Regions from separate parts of the Homo sapiens genome. Here region 1 is linked to region 2. The links are chromatin loops, found by intact Hi-C in ENCODE. Cell type or tissue: IMR-90. All regions are shown on one strand. Each heading gives the region's core, and the rest is flanking DNA. Links, peaks and the distances in the headings are about the cores only. Region 1 overlaps MED13L (mediator complex subunit 13L). Region 2 overlaps MED13L (mediator complex subunit 13L).

Evidence for each region. A loop is a pair of places that touch in the nucleus more often than their neighbours do. Peaks named below come from ENCODE experiments on the same cell type or tissue, not always from the same donor. Only the 100,000 strongest peaks of a DNase experiment are listed, where the experiment ranks them.
Region 1: it touches region 2 in a loop (2.1-fold over the local background); 7 of 110 quality-filtered maps call a loop at or near these places.

The regions. Positions count from the first base shown.
Region 1 is chr12:116,159,092-116,171,572 of GRCh38, forward strand. All of the region lies in intron 2 of MED13L (mediator complex subunit 13L), which reads right to left. It also overlaps the pseudogene SNRPGP18. Among named protein-coding and RNA genes, the nearest start is that of MIR620, 17 kb to the left of the region's middle. In IMR-90, for the core only: no CTCF peak of the experiment used is centred there; DNase peaks (open chromatin) are centred at 2,630 and 6,010.
Region 2 is chr12:116,214,703-116,227,183 of GRCh38, forward strand. The region is part of intron 2 of MED13L (mediator complex subunit 13L); the gene reads right to left. Among named protein-coding and RNA genes, the nearest start is that of MED13L, 57 kb to the right of the region's middle. In IMR-90, for the core only: no CTCF peak of the experiment used is centred there; a DNase peak (open chromatin) is centred at 7,849.

The sequences.
Region 1 (12,481 bases), core at 2,472-10,471, 56 kb before region 2:
GGATTTTCTGAGTTTTTCTAAGTTTTAAAACAAAGGCAACATTAAGAGTTAAAGATCGACAGTATTCTATTTATTTAGAAGCCTCTTAAAATAAATAAATGAATTCTCTATTTTGTGCCACTGAATACTACAGGATCAAAGTAAAGCCTCTGAGATTATTATGTCCAACAAATGGAGGTCGCAATCTCAGAGTTTATGTAGACATCACAAAAACTGTTTCAATAGAAGTGGTTATTTTAGAACTGGCTGTCTGCCCAGAGAATGCCAGAATACATTTTAACCAAGTGGACAGAAAAAGAAGCAGATGGATTTGAACACTATTTTTTATCTACTAAAGTCTAAATAATACCAGAATACAATTTCCTCTCATTACTTTTATATATAATTAGACTTAGAAAGGTGAGCAGGTAATTAAAAGAAAAATCTTCTATAATTCACTTTTTATCACTCTAACTTACAGTTCACATTCCTATATACTTTCAACTTACATTTTAATTGAATTTTAGAGATTTTAAGAAAAAAGCACTCAAGTATCACTACTGATACCTTGTTTTGTAAGCTGTTTGTCAAAATGATTTAATATTTAAAAGATATGAAAGGATATATTTAAATGTATGGAATTAAAAAGGTGGTACTGTGTTTGTGAATAAAGTTATTTACAGATCATATCAGCCACATCTACATATTTAATTCCATAACAGCTTCTCTTGCTTTTTAAATTAAATCTTCAACTTTACAGTAACTGATTCTCAAGAGAAAGGGATTATAAATGTGCCACATCCTGCTATTTCAAAGCAGCAGCACAAAATAATAAAGAGCTAACTAATGTGGTCCCAATGATTACTGTACATTTCATTAAAATTTCATCTCTTTGTCCCATTTAAGGACTCACTACATGCTTCTGGCCATATGGAATCTGTTACGCAGACCCTGTGATTTCTTCTCCATGAAGATTACTTCACTACTTGCACAGAACAAAATAATATAAACTAAAAAAATAATTTATACCATGTTTACAGCTGAGTTTTCCTATAATTCTGCTACAATTCAAACTATCAACATATCGTCAGGTTAAATTCCATTATAATAAAACAGACAGATATTTAAATTTTTTCACAAAGGAATTTAAAGTCCCAAATAACGTTCAATTAACTGATAGTTTAAAAATAGTAACTAATTCTTGAGCAATAAGGTCTTTTAACTGCTATTTTTGTTGTTGTTGTTGTTTGCAACATACATTTCAACACTACTGAATAAACAAACTTAGTCCAAACAAAACCATTTAGGTGAGTCACGATGCATCATGATAGTGGCCAACTCTCTGGAGAGCCCTGCAATAGTCACCTGAGAAGCAGCATGATGTAGCAGGAAACCTGGATCTGCCTCTACTATGGAAACTGGACAAGTCATACAAAACTGGACAAGACACTCAGCTCCTTTGGGCCTTGGCTCTGATCTGTAGGAAGAGGCTGGACTGGATCCAAACTTTAATTTAAAAAAAAAAAAAAAGTGTCTCACCCTGTCACCAGGCTTGAGTGCAGTGGCATGATCAGAGCTCCCTGTAGCCTCGAACTCCTGAGCAGCCATTCTCCTACCTCAGCCTCCTGAGTAGCGGGACTGCAGGCACACATGACCACACACAGGTTTTTCTTTCTTTTATTTTTTATTTTTTTTTTTTTTGTAGAGACAGGGTCTCAAACCCCTGGGTTCAAGTGATCCTCCTGCCTCAGCCTCCCAATGTGCTGAGATTATAGGCGTGAGCCACCGTGCCTGGCCTGCAAACTTTATAAACAGAATTCTGGCTAAAGCCTCCAGTATAAATGGGCAAAGTAGATGTCTTAATTTATTTTATGCTGCTATAACAGAATATCTGAGACTCGGTAATTTATGAAGAAAATAAACGTATTTCTTATAGTTCTGGCTGAGAAGTACAAGACCATGAGGTCTGCATCTGATAAGGGACTTCATTTTACATCATCCCAGGTCAGAGGGCAGAAGAGCAAGAGACGGTGCACACTCCTTTATAACTAACCCACTCCCAAATAAAGACAGTAATCCATTCACAGGGGCAGACCCGTCATGACCGAATCACCTAATAGGCCCCAACTCCCAACACTATTGCACCAGGGATTAAGTTTCTAACACACAAACTTTGGAGAACACATTCAAACCACATCAGTGGACGTGCACTGACCTCCTTCTCCCACAGCAGCTCCTGAAACAGTTCTGGAAGTGGCAAAGTCCTCAGGAGAACAAAGTTTGAAAATCTAAAGAGTTTGGAAATATATATATATACACTTCCCAACCACCTTCCAGTACTAACCCCCAAATTCTTTTTACTTTGATTAAATTAACATGACCTCCCGCAACACTGCTGCTCCAAAAAATATCAATAAGAAATCAGATAAAGCAATTACATTTAATAAATATTTACTGAGTATTTACTAGGTGCTAGACCCTGAGGATTAATGATGAATAGAACAAGGCCTCTCCCCGTCAAAGTGAGCCCACAAGCTATAGGAGACAGATATAACCAACTACAATGCAAACAAGCAAAAGTTACTATGGATTAAGCCAAGAGTGCTGACTAAAACACATAGGAGGAGCTGCTTACTCAAACCAGAGGTCAGGAAAGCCTTCCCAGAAAAAAATTACGTCAACGCTAACAAAACAAATATATATTGGCTTGAATATAAAATGACAGTGTTTTAACCTGAGTAAATTCCCTTGTGTTTCTAACCTAACCACTCCCCTCATCAAGCTTCTTCACTATTTATCCATATGCTCTCTATCACCTTTACTCACTGTATCTTTTTTTAAAAAAAGAAATGGAATATCTAACAAGTTCTTAGGTGACGGGGGCAGGGGGGCAAAGAAAAGAAACACGATCTTGTATAACTGACAATGGCTACATCCATGTGAATACTCCATATGGGAATAATAACCTTTCAAGTGTTAACAAAGTGGAGTCACTCATGCCAAATGTCATATAATCAAACTGCAACTGTAAGAAAGCAGATAGATCCCAAAACAGACGAGTTTTTCCTAAAAACAGGAGATTCTAGCCTACCTGAGTCAGAACAAGAAAGTCCCCTCTGCTTTAACCCTTATAAAAAAAAAGTAAACTGAAGTAATCTATTGTTAACTAATCAGCTTATTTTCCCCATTGTTATGTTTCCTCATTCCCACCTCACAAAACCCAATAGTCTGCCATTGCCCAGTAGAAGCTGTGATTCTATTAGAATGGAGGCTGCACCGATTCATGAATCGAGAATAAAAGCCAATTAGATACATAACTAAATGAGTTTTAATTTTGTCTTTTGACACAAGAGTAAAAGTGGATATGGAAATATCCATGTGAGTATGGACTAATACAAGAGGGTTAAGGATTGGTAAGCCTACATGGTTATTTATATAAACTCCATCCATGGATTTCATGTTGAATGTAAAGGCATAATCTTTCAGGCCCAAAGACATTTTAAATTTTTTAATGTTATCACATGTTTCCAACTTAACCTAGAAATTATTTAATCAATGTTTTGAGAAGAATTAAGTACTAGACAGTAACTATAAAATTACTTCAGAAACAATAAAATTCACATATCTCCAAATAAACCTATTTGGAAAATAATATGATCAATCTGTTATCTTGACCACTAATTTGTATATACAATTCCTCGTAAGTTATACTTTTATGTCAAGTGACTTTTTCTATTTTTCTCTTTTACTACGTCTTAACATTTTAAATGGTAAAAATTCAAGTTGAACTGATCATTGAAGTCTTATTAAATCAAGACTTTTAAAAATAAAGATAAAAAATAAATAAAGAGACAAGGTCTTGTTATATTGTCTAGGCCAGACTAGATTCAAACTCCTGGGCTCAAGTGATCCTTCCACCTCAGTCTTGAGAGTAGCTGGGACTACAACTCAGGCCACCATGCCGAGTTTAAATAAAGACATTTTTAATGCAAAATACAATTATTTCAGAATTTTTTATGACTTGGGACAATGGCAAGACTGAAGATTACTTTTGCTTAAACTATTTCTTCTCAAATAGTTACAAAATACAAACAAAACTGCCTAATATATTCATGAATCAAAACAAAGGTTTAGGTATGATAGAAGACACCAGAGGCAGGTATTTACAAATCAATAAGCTAATTGCACTATCATCCTTATTAGTTAAAAAGCCCTATCAAGTATATGACATTAAATATATATCTTTATATAATAAAAATTCATGAATAATTGCACTGTTTATAGGTGAAGAATTTTTTTTTTTTTTTTTTTTAAGACAGAGTCTTGCTCTGTCACCCACGCTGGAGGGCAATGGTGCGATCTCGGCTCACTGCAACCTCTGCCTCCCAGATTCAAGTGATTCTCCTGCCTCAGCCTCCTGAGTAGCTGGGATTACAGGTGTGCACCACCACACCCAGCTAATTTTTGTACTTTTAGTAGAGACAGGGTTTCACCATGTTGGTCAGGCTGGTCTCGAATTCCTGACCTCATGATCCACCTGCCTCGGCCTCCCAAAGTGCTGGGATTACACTGTGCCTGGCCAAGGTGAAGAATTTTTAAGTGTATTGAAAAGGGTATTTACAAAAATTCATAGTAAAGCCCTTCTAAATAGAGAAGTACACATATCATACATAATAACTGCTTAGAGATGAATTAAGCTGAAATTGCGTTTTTGAATTTTTTTATAAAGGAGACTATTTCCTAATATAAGCCAATCTCCCAGTAATATCTTCAAATTGCTAAGCCTATACTAGAGAAATCAAATTCACAATAATGGTATACTTCAATGCCATAATATCAAATGAATAAAGCAGTAATTTTCTTCATTCACTGAAGGCAGCACAGGACAAAAGAAGTAAAACTGAAAATGTTCTTCTTGGGAGAAAAAGGGAAATATTTTAAGTTCAATAGTAAGAGATGACCTATGTAAAATTCATCAGAATATTTCCCAGAAATTTTCACATACTTAAAAAGAAACAGGTCCATTCACAAGTTCACGAGCTATGACTGGGTTCAATGCTTGCTGCTCTTCAAGCACAGTATTTCATCATATATTTCATTCTTTTCCCATCAGCACTATGCACCAAGACACATGAAAGTGCATATCAAATAAAAAAACTGAATAGTTTCTTACCACAAAGCTTCACTTTTGTTATTTCAGAGACAGATATAAAAATGTATTTAAACAATCTCAAATAATTAACTCATGAGGTGACCCCACCTATCAACAATTCAACTTCCTCAACCAAAATCTTGTAAGTATGAAAGAAAAAAACCAACAACAAAAAAGGAGACTTAGGAACATAATAACAAAATACAAAAAAGAAACACATTTTGTTTATTTATTTAACTGAAACAGAGGCTGCTGCAGCTGCAGGAGCCTTTTCTGACTGATGTGACATGAGCTGCTACATTTAAAACCAGACGCTTTAAACAGATGGCTATTCAGTTAAAGCCTTCAGGCTTATCTCCCACACTTGGTCACAGTTGCCAAGGAAGAGGACACTAGTTTTCCACTATAGCTTAAGTATAATTTCACACAGCACCATGGATTGACCACTGACAATTACACACACGACATCACAGACTGGTGATGTAACTGCTAACCGATGTCACACTGTCTTTTCAGAGTATTGCTAGTTACAAAGAAAGCACCAAGAAACAGATGTTAAAGCCTAGGTATAGAATGAATTTTAGCCTGAAATGTAGGCTATAGCAAATATACAATTCAAGAACCACTCTATACTAATAAATATTTCAAGTTATGTTTACTTTCAGTCTTTTGTTCATGTCAGAATTTTCACTGCCACAGCAATAACAAGCAAAAAGTGTAGCTGGAGCATAAACCAATTAAAGATCACCTTGTACTCATGTAAGTTTTTTGAATCAGCTTCCAAAAGCATATCTGCAATACATGGTTAAGAATATTATAGTCTTCATGTACCTGCTTTTGGATTATGAGTCAGTATTAATCATCCAAACAAGTACAGCAGTCTTCAGCACTAGTGCTGCAGTAAAACTTCGGAAGAACTGACATTCAGACTCCTGACACAAAAACATGACAGAATCTGTCTCCAAGAAAATATCTGGGCCCCTCTGAGGTTCTGTCCAAGATAGAAAGGGCTTAAGGCAATGAAGTAGGCACCATCCTTTTTTTTTTTTTTTTTTTTTTTTTTTTGACTACTAGACAAACTTTCTGACTAGAATGCCTATGTCCACTTTTTTGTTTGTTTATTTTTGAGACGGAGTCTCACTCTGTCACCCAGGCTGGAGTTCAGTGGCACGATCTTAGCTCACTGCAACCTCTGCCTCCCGAGTTCACGCCATTCTCCTACCTCAGCCTCCCAAGCAGCTAGGACTATAGGCGCCCGCCACCAAGCCCAGCTAACTTTTTGTATTTTTAGTAGAGATGGGGTTTCACTGTGTTAGCCGAATGGTCTCTATCTCCTTACCTCGTGATCCCCCCCGCCTCAGCCTCCCAAAGTGCTAGGAGTACAGGCGTGAGCCACCGCACCTGGCCTGCCTATGTCCACTTTTGGCATGCACTTCTGCCACCTTGCACATTGTAGACTAACAGAGTTTCACCATTCCTGTCTCGTTGCCCAACCACTCACCTTCCTCAAGACCCCACCTTCAATTCCTGCTTAAAATATGTAACATGGATTCTCCTTGTCTTTTTAAGATAAAGACCCAAATCCTTATCACTGACTGAAAGCCCTTTTGTGGCTACACTATGCCTAGTCTAGCCCTATCTGCCCTCAGGTGGGCCTCATCTGATCACATGCTCTCAGGTATTCTCTCCACTACAGCTGCATTGGTCTTTCGTTCCTGGAATACAACATGCCTCCTGCCACCAAGGGCTGCTGTCCTTTCTGCTATAAAATATTGTCATTCCTCTCTTCATCTACTTCAAGTATATTCTACTTTCAGATCTCAGTTCAAATGCCACTTTATCAGGTAAACCACTTTTCTGGTCAGGCGCAGTGGCTCATGCCTGTAATTCCAGCACCTTGGGAAGCTGAGGCAGGAGAATCACTTGAGGCCAGGAGGTGAAGAACAGCCTGGGCAACATGGTAAAACCTCACTGTGATGGCTAATACTGAGTGTCAACTTGATTGGATAGAGGGACACAAAGTATTAATCCTGGGTGTGTCTGTGTGGGTGTTGCCAAAAGAGATTAACATTTGAGTCAGTGGGCTGGGGAAAGCAGATCCACCCTTAATCTGGTGGGCACAATCTCATCAGCTTCCAGCAAGTATAAAGCAGGCAGAAGTTCTGTCCCTCTAAGAGAATCCTGCCTAATACAGCCATCTCTACTAAAAATACAAAAATTAGCCAGGCGCTGGCCCGTGTAGTCCCAACTACTCGGGAGGCTAAGGCATGAGAATCACTTGAGCCCGGGACGCTGAGGCTGCAGTGAGCCAAGATTGCAATGCTGCATTCCAGCCTGGGCAACAGAGCAAGACTCTGTCATTAATAAATAAATAAATAAACAAACCATTTTTCTGGCCTCTTATTAAGTCAAATCACCATATTATCTATACAGCACCATACTGCTCATAATCATACTTGTCTTCACTGCAGTTTTGTGTTATTTTATTAATACCTGCCTCCTACCCTGCCAATAACCTAAATCCAAAGATTGCACAGACCAAGTTTGTTTTTACTCCACAGTGCTTACTATAGTGGCTGGCACAAACTGAGCACTTAATAAATATTTGTTGAATGAATAAGTACAGAGAAGGATTTTAAAAATAAATATGCATCATTCAATAGAAAAATTTAGTATCACATTTTTCAATCACAGTCCTACCATTCTTTATTTTATTGAAATTTAAAAATTGTGAAAAGAACTCTTTAGGGATCAAATTTTTCATCCTTTGACTTCAAGTATGAAGACAAAATTCTTCATACATGACCCCATAAATTTATATCACAAAATTCGATGTTCAAAACTAAAATCTTTAAAAACCAGACTGTTTTAAAGAAACAAAAGATTAAAGATGAGTTTGTAAAGATAAAGAGATAGACAAATTGATTAAAAAGAAACCTCAGGCAGAAAAGAAACTCTTCAAAGAGCATAAATGTTTTATAGAGAAGAATATATTTTATTGTTACAATAAAAAGATACTAGGGTATGGAATTGTTGGCAAGATTAATATTATGTTTACAAATGAAAAGCATCCCTCGAATACAAGCAGTTTAAACAACTGTTTGATCAAAAAATACAGGGTACAAAAGATTTGATGCCAGTCTATTAAGTATACAATGCTCTATTTTTAAAAATGTAACAATTGACAGGCCAGTAGATACTGTGTAACATTAATTTTTCCTCTTTAGAGCTATGTTGACTTACAGATTTGGAGGTTTAACGTTTCCCCACAATATTTATACTTTAAAAATATCTTGTTCGTTCAGTAAGGGCCATCACTTACAAGTATTTATTTTATGTGGAGATCACTTTGAGGTGTCAAAAAAAAATCAATTCATCATATTCTGTGTACTATACTCCATTAGGACATGAGTGCTGTGGAGAGACCTAACTATAATTCTCCAATGGTAGCCATTTAAGTTTAGCTACCCTAAGAAAGACTGCTACTGCCATGCAGATATTCCAGTGTAGTCTTTCTTCACCTAGATTTTTATTTTCTTGACTTTTTCATTATTGCTTAATTGCTAACATTTCCTTTTGACATGTATTGATCATGCTAATAGCTATAACATGGCCTTTTGTGCCTAGAATTGATGGACTATATTTAATACAAATCTATATGAATCAACAAACAAGTTTATTTAATGATGTTTATTCAAAGGAATGACATTTTCTAGACAGCACTTTTCACATTTGAAATATTGAAGATAAAATGCTAGCTTTAAAAAAAATAAAAATCATTTTAACACTTTATAGTGATTCGCCACATGCAATTTTCCTAAACACTTTATTTTCATAGATAGCTAAGCCACATGTGTCAATCCTATCACCATCACCTACTGAACCAATCTAATCTTGTGTACTATAGACTACCAGAAGTATGAAACAAAGAGTCACATGAATATACCTTTCAAAGTTCAAAAAAAAGAAATTTTTATTTATAAACCCTATATGTTACAAAGAATTAAATTAATAATGAGAACAAACAGAGAAGAGCATTAAATAGAAGTAACATGCCTTTTATTTAACTCCACGAATAGTGTCTTGTGCTTAATAAACATTTTTCTGGCAAAAAAAAAAAAAAGGTACAAGAGGTACAAGGTGACGAGAAGCTATTAACTGTCAAACACAACACTAGATAATAGAGAGAGGTATCACAGAAATTCACTACTGTGAATACACTAACAGGCCTTCTTATAACCTGAGTAAAAGCTTCCGGAGATAGAGCTGATTCCTCTGATCCTGTGTTCACCTAGCAACTTTCTGACTCCTAGCTTAGCTTCTCAGGTACCAAGACACCATGAAAAAGAGGTATTAGAAAGTAATGAGTATTCTAATCAATGAAAAAATATAACCACCCCACTGTCCATTAACAAGCATTGTGGATACAAATCAACTTCTTTCTGAATATGATAACTGGTTCAGGTCCCCAGAGTGGGATCAAACCAGGGCAAATGGATGAAACTACAAAGTTGAAGATGCTAGCCTAAAGAAGTGGTCTCAAACTCCTTGGTTTTGGGATCCCTTTATAACTCTTAAAAATTATAGAGGACTCCAAAAAGTTTTTGTTCACATGGGTTTACTTACCAGTATTTATTATATTGGAAATTAAAACTAATTAAAAATTTAATATCTACTTATTAATTCATTTAAACACAGTAATAAGCCCATTACACAGCAACATAACATTTTCAGGAAGGCAAAGCACCAGGCCTACTGCAGGGGTGTGAAGGAGGCCACAAATTCTGTTTCAAGAGAGCTCTGAGCCCACGGAGTAGACATTATGAGCAAAGCTCGTCGTCTCAAGTCCAAAAAATTACAGACAGGAAGTTACTGAGACTAAATGATGGCAGATATGTCCAAGGAATATTGTGAGGATTTGATCCATTTAGGAATTTTGTGATGTATGTGTGGAGATGGCAACTAGTGGACAACACAACAGTACTGGAATGGTGGTAATACAGGCAAACAGTAACATCATATTAGAAGTCTAGGAATGAGGATAAATAATGGCTGCTCAGCAGAAAAATCCATGTTCCCTCTCCAAGTGATCTGTTTTACTGTGAGGCAAAAATCAGGTCATGTACATTTTCATATTAAATTTTTTGCTAAATAAGCTTCTGTAATCATCAAATGATTTCTGGAAATATAACTAATATAACATACATAAATTTAGTGAGAAGAGGTACACTGATTTTCATTTTCGCAAATCTCTTTTACATCTGCCTTAACAGAAGACAATCATATTGTCATATCTACTTTTATGTTCAATATATAACAATACGTTGTTTTGGTTGAAGTATACAAAGAAAATCTGGCATCACATAAGTATGTAGTTGGAGAAGGGAGGTGCACATTAATAACCTTTTCAGTTAATTGCAGATACCTTTCTCTAACACTATACCAAAACTAAACAAATGGTATTTGCTAAAAGGTTAGTTGAAGTACAGAACCTAAAACTATCAAGCCAGGTGTGTTGGCCAGTGCTTGTAATTTCAGTGCTTTGGGAATCCAAGGCAGGAGGATCACTTAAAGGCCAGAAGTTCAAGACCAGCCTGGGCAACATAAGGCGACTCCATCTCTACAAAAATCTTTTTTAACAAAAATCACCAGGGCGTGTGGCATGCCACCTGTGCTCCCAGCTACTTGGGAGGCTAAGGTGGAAGGATTGCTTGAGCCCAGTAGTTCAAAGCTGCGGTGGGCTACGATCACGCCACTGCACTCCTGTCTGAGCAGCAGAGTGAGACCCCGCCTCATAAATAAACAAACAAAAAATCGTATCAATGAACTTCTATATTCTGTCACATTAAAACCCAACAATCTATCATACACTTTGATTATCAAGCATTGGTCATTTGGAAAATACTGGTTAACTGAGTTATGCACAGATTCTGTATGTTGACACATTTTACCAAACTCTATCAAAAAATAACAATTATTAATGCCACCAATAATCTCAGCAGAAAGATCTTTAAGTACTGAGAAGTTATCAGCTCACAGTGGCCAAGTTTCCCAAAACTCTCATTTTTGTATGAAATCACAAATTTTATCACAAGCAACAGATACTGTCAGTTTTCCTTGAAAAACTTACCATTCATTTTGGAGAAAATACCTACCAAATGCCTAAATCTGATTGATCATAGTTTATCAGTCATTCTCTCAAGTATGATGCTCCATCTTAAGAAGTAGCTGGTCAATGCAAAACTCAAATAATTGCACGAAAGCTTTCCCTTGACACAAGGGAAGTGATTCATGTATACCTGCCATTTTCTCTCATAGAACATTAAAAAGACATGTATTAAAGGGTCAAAATTTCACACAAGTAATCATTTTTACTTTTTTTTTTGTTTTTTTTTTTTTTTTAAGAGTCACTCTGTTGCCCAGGCTAGGGTACAGTGGTGCGATCTTGGCTCACTGCAACCTCCACGTCCCAGGTTCAGGTAATTCTTGGGCCTAAGCCTCCTGAGTAGCTGGGATTACAGGTGCCCGCCACCATGCCTGGCTAATTTTTGTATTTTTATTACAGATGGGGTTTCAGCATGTTAGCCAGGATGGTCTCGAACTCCTGACCTCAACTGATCCACACGCCTCAGCCTCCCAGAGTGCTGGGATTACAGGGCATGAGCTGCAGCACCTGACAAATTTTTACTCTTTCATCACAGACATTCTTAAGGAAAATCTAAGGTTTTGTCTTCTGAAGAATACAACTACCAGAGTTGTTTGCTGTTACTGCCTTGATTCGTGCTAAGGCACCACCAGCAGTTTTATCCCTAATTGCTTTTGCATCATCAGTACAAATGTCAACAAAGTTGAAAAAGGCAAATAATGTCTTCATATTTTATAAAAATAGTTTTTTTGACTTGTGGGATCTCCCGAAACGGTCGAAAAGACCCACCCCACAACCCTACTCCCTTGATGGTTGCAGACCATACTTTGAAAACTGCTGGCCTAACGTTTGTCAAGGGAGTATCAAACAAACAGAAATCTGCCCACTGGAAAGTGATGCCTGGAACAGCCACATGGCTTTTTCATCACAGAGATTTCTTTCAGCTGCAAAGATAGGGGCTCCCTACCTGGGAAGGCAATGGATTTATGCAGCCAGCTCAAAATCTTTATATGGAGTTAAATACTTCACCTACAACTTACATCTTCTTCTTATGGAATAACATGAAATAAATTTCTGCCTACAGTGGAAACTATTTTATAGGTCTCCAAAAATCCAACACTTTTTTTCCTCTCTAGGCTAAACAAATCCAGTTGCTTTAACCATTCCTCATTTACAGAATCCTCTGATTTAGCCCCATCCCAACC
Region 2 (12,481 bases), core at 3,124-11,123:
CACTCAACATGCTCAGAAGCAAAAAACCAGTACAGTTCACATTGCAACTAAAAACCTTCTACCTAAACTCACTGCAATTTCTATCATATGGTCAATAAATGTATTTGGTTAGTTCTGCACTATTTTATTGCCAAAAAAAATTCTCAAACATAATAATCTTTGTTGCCTCACAGACATGCACTTTCATTGGACTGATAAATTCAGGCCACCCTATTTAAGAATGTAAGCCTATCAATCTGGTCTCACATCACTACTACCAACTAATATATCCTAATGTTCAGGGCACCCTTAAATTTACAAATTATCAAAATCTGCATTAAAATTCCAAAGGATATCATTATATATGCATAAACTAAACTAGCAGTAGGTTAATTCCTTTTAAATGTCCCAATAAAGAGGTTTGTTTTTTGGAAGTGGCAGTGTAAAATATCTTATTTTTGCTTTAGTTACTATCAATAACCCAGCATAACATAATATGATCTTTGTGCTTTTTCACCCACAAATGGAGTAGTCTAAATGACAATCAGTACTTCCTCTATTCCTCTAAGTGAACATTCTTTGTTTCCTTCGCAGGTGACAAAACCATATTACATCCTATTTTTCTCAGAAGTCTTGGAGAAATCTGTTACTACATATTCCATAGAACCTTCAAAGCCTTTGTCCACTGTCTAAGGAATTAAGCCAAAGAAGTGTTACACAGTGTGGTTCCTATCTATCTTTCCAGCATCAAACATCCTCTTAACCTGCCTCTCTTATAGCTGATATCTTATAAACTCTGAACACAAGGAGTTACTAAGATTCCAATTCAATATCTCCTATTGTGCTAAAATACAAAAACCTAAAGTGCTGGGATCGTATCTTCCTTACTTCTACATCCATAATGCCTCGCACAGTATCTAGGAAAGAGTAATTGTTCAATGTATGTCTAACAGATAAAATGAAGCCAAGCCCCTTTCCCTACAGTGAAGTTGATTAATTTTAATACCAATAAGTTAAAGCTCTCCTTTCACACAAAAGTGCAATATTTAAGGATCAAAACACCAGATGTGATTAAAAATACACAAAACACCAATTTAATGGTCCTCACTGCATCTTTCCAAGAATGATGGAACCACCTCTTAATACTCTCCTTACCATCAATGTCCCAGCCCCAATTTATTTAACATATTGTAGCCCAGATTAATCCTCCCAACTGTTCACCTAATTCTCTTCTCAAGACTCTCAAGAGATCCACTAATGGTCTACTGAATGGTGGTAATGTATTAACCCAGTATTCAAGGTCTCCCATGATCTGATTTAAATTACCTTTTCAAACTTTTTTCTTCCTCTTCTCTTTATTACAACCTCTCAACAGACAAGCTGAAATTCTAGCTATGATCTATACTTGTCCACTGCGTCTCTGCTCTTGTGACACTTTTACTAAGCTATCTTTCCTCTCTTCTGCCCCTGAAACCCACGTCCTAATTTACTCTCTGAAGCTTTATTTATTTATTTAGAGACGGGGTCTCACTGTGTTGTCCAGGCTCTCAAACTCCTGGGTTCAACTGATCCTCCAGCCTTGGCCTCCCAGAGTGCAGGGATTACAGGCATGAGCCACCACACCTGTCCTGAAGCATTATTTTTACTGCTACTTCCTCCATAAGACTTGCTTAATCCTGGTATCTATAGGTCACCTCTACTCTTCCCAATTCCCAGAGAACTTTATCTGTAGCTCTATTACTGTGCCTACTACAAGTGTAGTACATCTTGTTTCTTATAGTCATCACTCCTACTAGCATCTAAACCTTCAAGAATCAATGCTTGCCTCAAGAAAGAAGGGGACAGAGATGCTTCTGGAAGAAATGTATGCAAAGGTCCAATAGTGGTTGGAAAAAGTGAAAACCAAAGTGACGGCTGCTCACAGAGAACACCAAGTTTAGTTTAAACATGTACTGACTGCTGGGGGAAAACTGTGAAAGGTCACTTTACTGATCAATGTAAGAAGCATAAAGCCATGCAGGAAATTAAATCCACTTTCTCGTGTACCATATTCACAAACATTCTATTCAATATAGGGGATTCAGCTCCTCAAGAGAAATTTGGTGGTTTGAAAACTAGTTACTGTAGCAAAGACTAATACATTACTGTACTTGATTTGACACTGAAAATCTCCAACAAAGATGTATCTAACTAGCAAGAAAATCCCATATCAATGTACAAAAATACCCGACAGTAATATATGGCAGCAAAGTTATTAAGGACAGAAAACTTAAAGCAAAAATCTGTTGTCCTCAAGGAAGAAAAAATTTTAATACTTTGACTTTTTTTATGTTCTGCTGAATACTTTGACTTTTTTAATGCTTTGGTGATAATTTGGGAAGTCTTTCCCTTTACCTTGACAGAGTATCAACTGAAGACCCTAACCCAATTGTGCTGGGATGTGTGCTCTCTCCTGTGACAGTTACCTCTACCCAGGAAAGACAGGCAGCATGACACATGAGCATGACCAAGAGGGTGCTTGAGCACCCACCCACATTGATGAAGATAACAACCTATTAGGGAATGAAACAGGAGCCCAATGTGAGCAAAGTCAAGTTTTTTATAAGCAGCTATCTGGTGGTATTCAAGGATGCAACATGGCAAAACTTAATCTTGGGAAGCTGGAAGAGATTAATGACTAAGTACATTTTTTTAAAAAACCATATTTCAGACCTGCAAATTTGGCTGTCTTGAGCCATAACTACATCCCTTTGAGTTTCAAACAGGATTGGTAAAAGTCCTATCCATCTCCTCCCACACCCACAAAGACAGTTCACGTCGGCCCATGATGACATCTTACAAAAGTCAAAAAAATTGGCTAAACATTTTAAACAAGAGAAACAAACTGCTGATGTTACAGCAGGAACAAGAACTTTGAAGAGGCAAAAACACGAACAGAGGAGAAGTACTTCCCCCATCACAGCTTTTATCACACTGTATTGTACCTTCCTGCTTACTTATCTAATTACCTCATTAAAGGATAAATTCTGTGAGATGAAGAACTGAGTGACACAGTTCAACAGTGAATGCCCAATACCTAACACATTACCTGGCCCTTATTTGAAGTGCAGTAATATCTGATGATTAAATAAACAAAAACACACAGCAAGAGTAAAGAGAACCCACTAAAACCTCATAAGCATCCTGAGAATTATACCAAAATAAGGTGCCTTAAATTCAAAATGCATTAATTAAGTTTCTGGAAAAAATGAGCAACTAGTTATATATCTCAGTCTCCTGGAAGTAACTAACCATGTCTTTCCCAGCACACAACATAGTCGTCTAGCACTCAACACAAGCTCGTTGAATTGAATTATACACTTCCCCTCCTCCTCCAAGTATAAGAGATTCGATAACATAAAGAGATTCAATAGCATAACTATCTAATCAGCCTTTCTCTAATTAAACTTTTGTCAAGTCATTTTCCAAAGTATGTAATTTTTTTTAACCCAGAGGCATTCAATGATCAAGTTTACTTCGTATAATACTTTCTGCAAAAGCCAAAACACAGAATAAAAGATAATAAAATGGGATTTTTTATAGCTCTCAAGAATATCCAATAACCTTCAAATCTAATATTTAACACACTGGCAATTACTGCCCACTCCTTCTAAATATAACAAAGTCAAGGTCAGTTTTTAACTCTGTTCAAAACAACAGACACTCAAAGATTCCTGCAATGCCAACAATTATAATTATGTCAACCAGCCAACATTTACAACAAAAACATGCTTTTTATACCTAACACCCCTTCACCCTACTCTGAGACTCACAGTTCAGTACTCTATGTACTTTCTGGCATTCTCCAGAAATTCGGTCTTCAGGGAAAAGTTTTAACCAGCATTTTTTTTTTTGACACTAACATCAAACTTTTCAGAAAAAGATAAAGAAGTTGTAAATGGCTCTCCATTTTCAAATTTCTTCTCCAAATAACCCAACACAAAATCTGTAATTTAACAGGAGGGCTTATCAGCATTAAGCAAAGCATTTAAGGCAATTTAAGGCAAGCAGTAAAATTTTTTTTTTTTTTGGAGACAAGGTCTTGCTCTGTCACCCAGGCTGGAGTGCAGTGGTGCAATCTCAGCTCACTGCAGCCTCTGCCTCCCAGTCTCAAGTGATCCTCCAGCCTGAGCCACCCCAGCAGCTGGAATTACAGGCATGTGCCACCACACCTGGCTAATTTTTTTTGTATTTTTGTAGAGACAGGATTTCACCATATTGCCCAGGCTGGTCTCAAACTCCTGACCTCAAGTAATCCGCCCACCTTGGCCTCCCAAAGTGCTGGGATTACAGGTGTGAGCCACCACACCCAGCCTATACCGAAATTCTTACAAGTTAGAATGAAAAGTGTCAACGTAAAATAGCCAATTACATACACCATTCTAGTCAGTTCAAAAAATTTTGGAAGCTGACAGAATGTCAATAATAAAGAGACAAGCTTTTTAAATTTTATCTTTCTGTACATAACTGGACTTATTCTTAACTTATATAGTGAATTTTATGAACATCTAATCAAGGAAAGTGAAATAAAGAGGAATACTCGTAAACATAAAGAATTTAAATTATATTCATGTTATTAGTATATATTTCTACATCTTAAAAAATCTAATTAGCATACGTTAAAGGTAAAGATAGGCAGATGCCTATTTTCACCAGTGTTCCAGTATTTTAACTAAAGCTAGATCAGCATTATAAATACAAAAATAAATAAATTTATTTCTGAAGAAAATGTAGACATCTATACTCAATTCATTAATTTTATTAATCTTAAGTAATTTTTAAGATTTCTTTACAAAGAGATGTGAATATAAAGATTAATTCATTGTTTATGTCCACAATGTGGACATTAAAATCCCTGGATCACCATCAAACCTAACTTTCGAAGCATTCATTTATTGTACACATATTAATTGTTTGAAATTTAAAATATACAGTATTTCCCAACCAAATTATTTTGAGAGTAAAATGTCAAAATTGAACCAAAGTCCTATTTAGAAAGTATTCAAGCTTTTAATGCCAAAAGCCATTTTTAAAGAAGTTCTTACCAAAGTAAGTTCAACTGCCAGTTTTTTTGTTTTATTTTGTTTTGTTTCTTGAGACAGAGTCTCGCTCTGTCTCCCAGGCTGGAGTGCAGTGGCATCATCTCGGCTCACTGCAACCTCTGCCTCCCGGGTTCAAGCAATTCTCTGCCTCAGCCTCCCGAGTAGCTGAGATTACAGGTGCGCACCACCATGCCCAGCTAATTTTTGTATTTTTGGTAGAGACAGGGTTTCACCATCTTGGCCAGGCTGGTCTTGAACTCCTGACCTCGTGATCCACCCCGCCTCAGCCTCCCAAAGTGCTGGGATTACAGGTGTGAGCCACCGCACCCAGCCTACCAGTTTTTAAAATGATATAGCAAAACTATCTGTAACACTGCCTAAGTGAACTAAAGCTGTAACAGACTAGCTTAAGCTGTTAATGCCATTATAAACTAATCTTTTCACAAAACATACCAAATAATCATGGGATCAATTAAAATCTCCATAAAATAATAATCTGAATTACTATTTAAATTAATATTTACTTCTTCTAAACTCTATTGCCTCCTACTCGAGATTTCCAAGAGAAAACTATTATTTACATAGCCAACTTCCAGATTCCCACTTCTCTTAGACCATCAAAATACACGCGCTGGATTTTAAAAGAGAACATAGGGCCGGACGTGGTGACTCATGCCTATAATCCCAACACTTTGGGAGGCCGAGGCGGGCAGATCACTTGAGGTCAGAAGTTCAAGACCAGCCTGGCCATTATGGCGAAACCCCATCTCTACTAAAAATACAAAAATTTGCCAGGCATGGTGGTGCTCATTTGTAATCCCAGCTACTTGGGAGGCTGAGGCAGGAGAACCACTTGATCCCGGGAGGCGGAGGTTGCAGTGAGCCGAGATTGTGCCATTGCACTCCAGCCTAGGCAACAGAGCGAGACTCTGTCTCAAAATAAAGGGGCCATAAACAAAAGTTTTTTGCTTTGATATACATATATTGGCAGAGGTTACATTTTATATATGGTCTATTAACCTGAGAATTAATTAACCAAATAAGTTACCAGGTAAAATTTTAGGCATAATACTTAGTCTTATGAAAACCACAGAGTTGGGGGAAAAAACTGTGTGGTTCTGCACTTTTAAACAAAGTATATACTACTGAATATACTACTGAACTCAAACTTCAGTGATTAGTTTGAAGTCCCTCTAGTGTTCAACTAGGTTAAGTTAACAATCTCGATGCGGTAAAAGCTGCCACTTATTTGATAACTACTAACTCTATCCTACATATTAAATAAAAATGAGTTTAATAAACACAAAAGAAAGTATAAAAACAAATTAGCAGCTGGGAGTGGTGGCTCATGTGTGTAATCTCAACGCTTTGGGAGGCTGAGGCAGGTGGATGGCTTGAGCCCAGGAGTTCAAGACCAATCTGGACAACACAGTGAAACCCCATCTCTATAAAAAACACAAAAATTGGCAATGTGTGGTGGTACATGCCTATAGTCTCAGCTACCCACAAGGCTGAGGTGGGAAGATCACCTAAGCCAGGAAGTCTAGATTGCAGTGAGCTGTGATCACGCTACTGCACTACAGCTTGGGTGACAGGGTAAGACCCTGTCTTAAAAAAAAAAAAAAAAAATGAGTAGTATCAAAATTTTCCCTGAAATTCATTCAAGTTAATATTCTGAAAGAAAGAATAAACCCAAAACTACTTTACACTGCAAGATTGATTACCAAGCACCTACCACAATGCCTAGTACCTATGAACTAACCATAAATATCTGATTATTTTCTGGTTCCCAATTTTCAATATATAATTCTTTCAAACCTTCATTCATTCCTAGTTTATTGGTACTATAAAATTAGGCACAACGAGCACAAATAAAAATTATTCTATAAACAAAAAATCAAATGTGGAAAAGGAAACAGGTTTATTATATATCATGCAGCATGAATCTGGAACAATAATCTTTGTTAATCAAATACTCTTGCTTATTCTATGTGATACTAATAAAAAGTTTAAAAACACTCTGATCAACCGATAATTAAGAGACATCAAACTAATTTTTAAGGGATTAGATCACAATCCCTATTTAAAATAATATGAAAAATTATTTTTTATTCAAATCCCCATAAGGAGCAAGGGCATAAATAATTATAATCATTCTTGCACAGCCAAAGACAGAAAGTGGTTATAAAAGACCACATTTTAAAACATCCAATGCCCATATATAATTTAACTAAGACTATATTGACAATGCTAGGTGGAAAACAACTCAAATTTTATACAGGTAGAAAGTATGGCCAAAATTATGAAAAGCAAAATTATATCCTTATTTAGCATCTAAAATCATGAAGATTTTAATATTCTGACAGTAGAGTTCATTTAAAAATATATGGCTATAAAATGCATTTACACAACAGTTAAATCTAGCTGCTTTTCACATTCACTTCATGTTGTACCATAAAATAAAGACATAATTTCCATAGTACAGACAAGAATGAAGACAAGCAAATTTAAATGTCTTGCCTGCAATGACACGTCACAGAAGTGGCATTGTATGAACACTCCATTCCTTATTTTTACTTTCTACACTTAATCTTATGACCTCTACCTCTCCATAGGCGAAGGATAACAGAAGAATGATAGATTTATTTCTTCCCGGCCTCTGTTCCATTTTGGATATGTGAGGGTGAATAGAAGGGAGTAATCCAAAATCCATGACCTATGCTGTAATGCCAGCTGAGCTATGTTCACAAACAGAAAAAGAGAATGAGAGATGGCTCCTGGCCAGGAAAGTCTGACTCACTAATGATACAAGTACTCTTTGAGCATCTTCTGGGAAACATGGCGGCATTTCAGGTGTTGCCAAACCAAAACTTCAACTAATATAGGGAATTCAAGCAACTCCAGGTATGTGTGTGAGTGTGTTTGCAAGCATCGTTGGAGAAGATGTACCTTGTTTAACATGTATGTACCTTAATAATCTTTGAAAAATGCCACTTTAAAATCATACAACTTGCAATCTACTAACTTGCTATCTTAAATATTTAGAAAGGAGATGCAACCCAAAGGCTATTTTGATAAACAACTGGACAAAATATGTACACTAACACTAAAAACTATTAAAGATTTCATTGAAAATGTTTGCCTAAATCGTACAATCTCATTTTATCATGTAGTCTGTTGCCACGACACTTACAGAAGCCAGTAATTAACTCAGGATTCCAGAGTGAAAGATAGAAAGCTCAATGAAAGCTATTGTCAATTTGATTCTATAGTAAAACGTTCAGGACTTTCTCAGAGAGAGCCTCAGCTAAGCCATATTACTTATCATTGCCATGCAGCAAATACCAACTCCAGTGTTGGACTGGAAATTTATAACTTACATAAGACAGTCAATGTCATTCAATCCATGATGTATTTATAAGTTAATGTATTTATAAGGATTCTGACACATAAATATTATTAAGCACTTTAACCTAATAAATAGTGCTCTTCCACAGCCATCTGTTCTATGGGACAATTACAAAATATGATTTTGGTCAAATGCTCAAACTACTTGCTATCTACAATACTAAAAAAAAATATGAAGAATTATTCAATTTTTAAAAAACTTTTTAAATTTCCATTTAAAAAATTCAACTACAGACTATAAAATAAGATACTGCAGGCCCAGTGCGATGGATCACGCTTGTAATCCCAGCACTTTGGGAGGCCGGGTTAGGCAGATCACCTTGAGGTCAGGAGTTCAGAATCAGCCGAACATGGCGAAACCCCGTCTTTACTAAAAATATAAAATTAGCCGAGCATGGTGGTACGTGCCTGTAGTCCCAGCAGCTCAGGAGGCTGAGGCAGGAGAATCACCTGAACCCGGGAGGTGGAGGTTGCGGTGAGCAGAGATCACACCATTGCACTCCAGCCTGGGCGACAAAAGCAAAACTCCATCTCAAAAATAAAATAAAAAATAAGATACTGCAAAAAGAGAAGAAAATTATATCACTGTTTTTTCAAAATGCAGTTAAAAAAGAATTCAATGCATCAAGAAAATCTTTCAAATGTGGCCACATCTCTCCTTAAAACAATATCCTATAACAACATCATGTCATCATGTTTTCCTATGTGTTCCAGGACACCAGGAAGTCTTCCTAGCATGCAATGGTGCTAGACTGATAATCTTTACACAAACTTCTATTACATTCATTAAATCTGCTCACTGGTTTATTCAACAAATATGTACCAGGAATTACGTTCCAATTTTAGTGTATGTGCTGCCAAAGCGAGCACATGTACCAGGCATTACGATGGTCCTGGAATTACAATGATGGGCAAAAGTCAGATGCAGGTCCTATCCCCATACAGTTTATAATCTGCTGGGAGCTTCTATCTAAGTCCTATTCAAAAACCCTCTAAGATCCCAACTACCTATGAAGCCCAAACTACTTAGCCTAGTGTTTAAGCTCCAAGAGGCCCAAATGTTCATTTTCAATCAATTTCTCATCTTTAACTCTTCCCCAATACACATCTCAAACTTCCCTACTGTAGATCCTTGAATGTGCAGTTACACGCACATGCTTGTCCTGACATAGCCATGTATCCAAATTCTATCTACCCTTTAAGGTTATTATGCCCAAAAATCAACTCGTCCTCAAGGCTCAGCCTCTCACATAAAACTCCAGTAATACCATGGGCCCCACATAGGAGACTTTACTTTCTACCCTTTAACAATGCTCTGTGTGTATATACTCTCTCTTCTACTAGGTTCTGAGCTCCTGAAATGCAAAAATGTTTCCAATTCATTTCTGTATTCTACATAGCACCTAAAATAATAGAGGCTCAAATAAATGGTGGTAATTCTAAATATAAGAAATCATGTAACAATGGTAACACCTTACCGTTTGGGGTTTGTTGTTTGTTGTTGTTATTGTTTTGTTTTGTTTTTGAGACAGGGTCTCAATCTGTCACCCAGGCTGGAGTGCAGTGGCACAATCTTGGCTCACTGTAGCCTTGACCTCCGAAGCCTAGCTGATCCTCCCACATGAGCCTCCCAAGTAGCTGGGACTGCAGGCACACGCCACTATGCCCAGCTAATTTTTTAATTTTTTTGTAGAGATAAGGCTTCACCATGTTGCCCAGGCTGGTCTCCAATACCTGGGCTCAACTGATACTCTGGCCTCAAGCGATCCTCCCACCTCAGCCTCCGAAAGTGCTGGGATTACAGGCGTGAGCCACCAAGCCCAACACACCTTACATGTATAAAGCTTGAAGGGTGCTTTTAAAGCATCCTCTCGTACACCATTTGATTGTTATGACATAATACTATAATTCTAAATGTGTGGGCAACTGAGCTGAATCAGTACTGACCCCAGGACATCCCATTAAAGTGTTTTTGCTATGTGCTAAGTTAGCACATTGTCTCAACCATACTGGGAATCAAATAGATATATCTGTGTATATTGGGACTAATCACTGATATTGCTGTATTTAAGTCATTTAACCTTTTTTTCACAAAATGGTATGTGCTTACTGGGGATGAGGGGGTACTTTTAAATCTGTTTCAGGGCTCCAACTGAGTTCTAGTTAATAAAGCCTTTACCATAGTGATGAGGATAACTGCTCCCAGCCACCTCTGCTACCCAAATCAAGAGCCCCTTTGTTATACTCTTCATGAAACCAATAAACGGCATGACAAATGTTTCCAAAATAGGAGTTATTGTCAACAAACGCTATTACCTCCCTAAACAATCAGAGTTGTATGTAATTTGTCCAAGGATGCCAAGGCAAGCAACCTTTTCGTTATAAATATCTACTAGGCTACTTTTAAGATAAGCTAAAAAATATAGTGCCTGAAATTTAACTGAGAGTATCGAAATTTTTCTCCTTTAGACTAAATATATTTCAAAGTGAATAACATGCCTTATTAAAAGTAGCAAACACCAAAGCAGCTTACATTTAAACAAGTTCAAGATTACCTGTGAAAAATAAAACAATCTTAATGAAGAGACCTCATGTTGAATAGGTTCACACTTCCCTTATTCAAGCAGTCTTTCCACAAATATTTACTTTTTTTCTCTTGTGTCAGAAAGTAAGCCTTCAAGATTAGCAAAAAGTCTTACTTCCCCCACGTGCTAGCAAAGTCAAAAATAAAAGTAATTTTTAAAAAAGAAAATATTTTGCATATGACATTATATAAATATGAGGAAAAGACTAACAACAGATTTATGAACACTCTAACCTTCCTTTTACCATCATATACATACAATCTTTTTCAACACAAAGCCACTTCATCTTTATCTAATTTTTATCTTTTTTTTTTTTTTTTTTAAATCAAGCCAGTTCTGCTGCATGATTAACTGTTTACTGCAGGGTATTATTCTACCACAATACCCTGGCAACCAGCTCATATTCAGTTACACTATCACAGCACAAAAAAAAGAGAGGGAGAGAGAGAACTAATTGTATGATCATGTGGATATTGTAGAAGCCCTTTAGTTCAATCCTAGATGGGCCTCAAGAGGATAATGCTTATTCTGTTGAACTCACTGCCAAATCCCAATATGAAACTGCCAGGATCAAAACAAGACCCAATTATACTAAGAGTGCATTTTATCAACGTCGGGTTTATAACAAATAGGTATGTGGCCCTGTACTTGTGCAAAATTGTTCAAAAATATTTACATAGATGGAGCTTAAAGAAAATTATGGAACACTTACTGGCCATAATGATATTCAATGAGAATCTCTTCAGGTAGCATCCAGACAGCAGCTCAGTCATGAAATGCTTAAAGCAACAGAATCCAATTTCATGATGTTCTATACTTAAAACAGATTTCGGCCAGGAGTGGCGGCTCACGCCTATAATCCCAGCGCTTTGGGAGGCCCAGGAGGGCAGATCACTTGAGGTCAGAAGTTTGAGACCAGCCTGGCCAACATGGTGAAACCCCATCTCTACTAAAAATACAAAAACTAGCCAGGTGTGGTGGCACACACCTTTAATCCCAGCTACTTGGGAGGCTGAGGCAGGGGAACTGCTCGAACTCCGGACGTGGAGGTTGCAGTGAGCAGAGACTGCACCACCATACTCCAGCCTGGGCAACAGAGTGAGACTCCATCTCAAAAAAAAAAAAAAAAACACCACAGATGCCTACACTATCTGGGTTTTTTAAGAGGAAAAAAATATTTACGTGTTATTTCTACCATTAAGGTTTTTTTTTTTTAACCTTAGGCCCAATGATACTTATAGCTGAGTATATCAAGTTTTAATTTCCATTTGCTCAGCCATCATAAAACAATACCAAGTGGAAACCATCTGTAATTACATTTTCAAACACTAATTCACAGAAAGTTAAGCAGAGAGATCTATACATCAGTTTAGTCTATTATACTTTAAGCAGATCCAGAGACCATAAAACAACTCAAAGGTAGCCTTC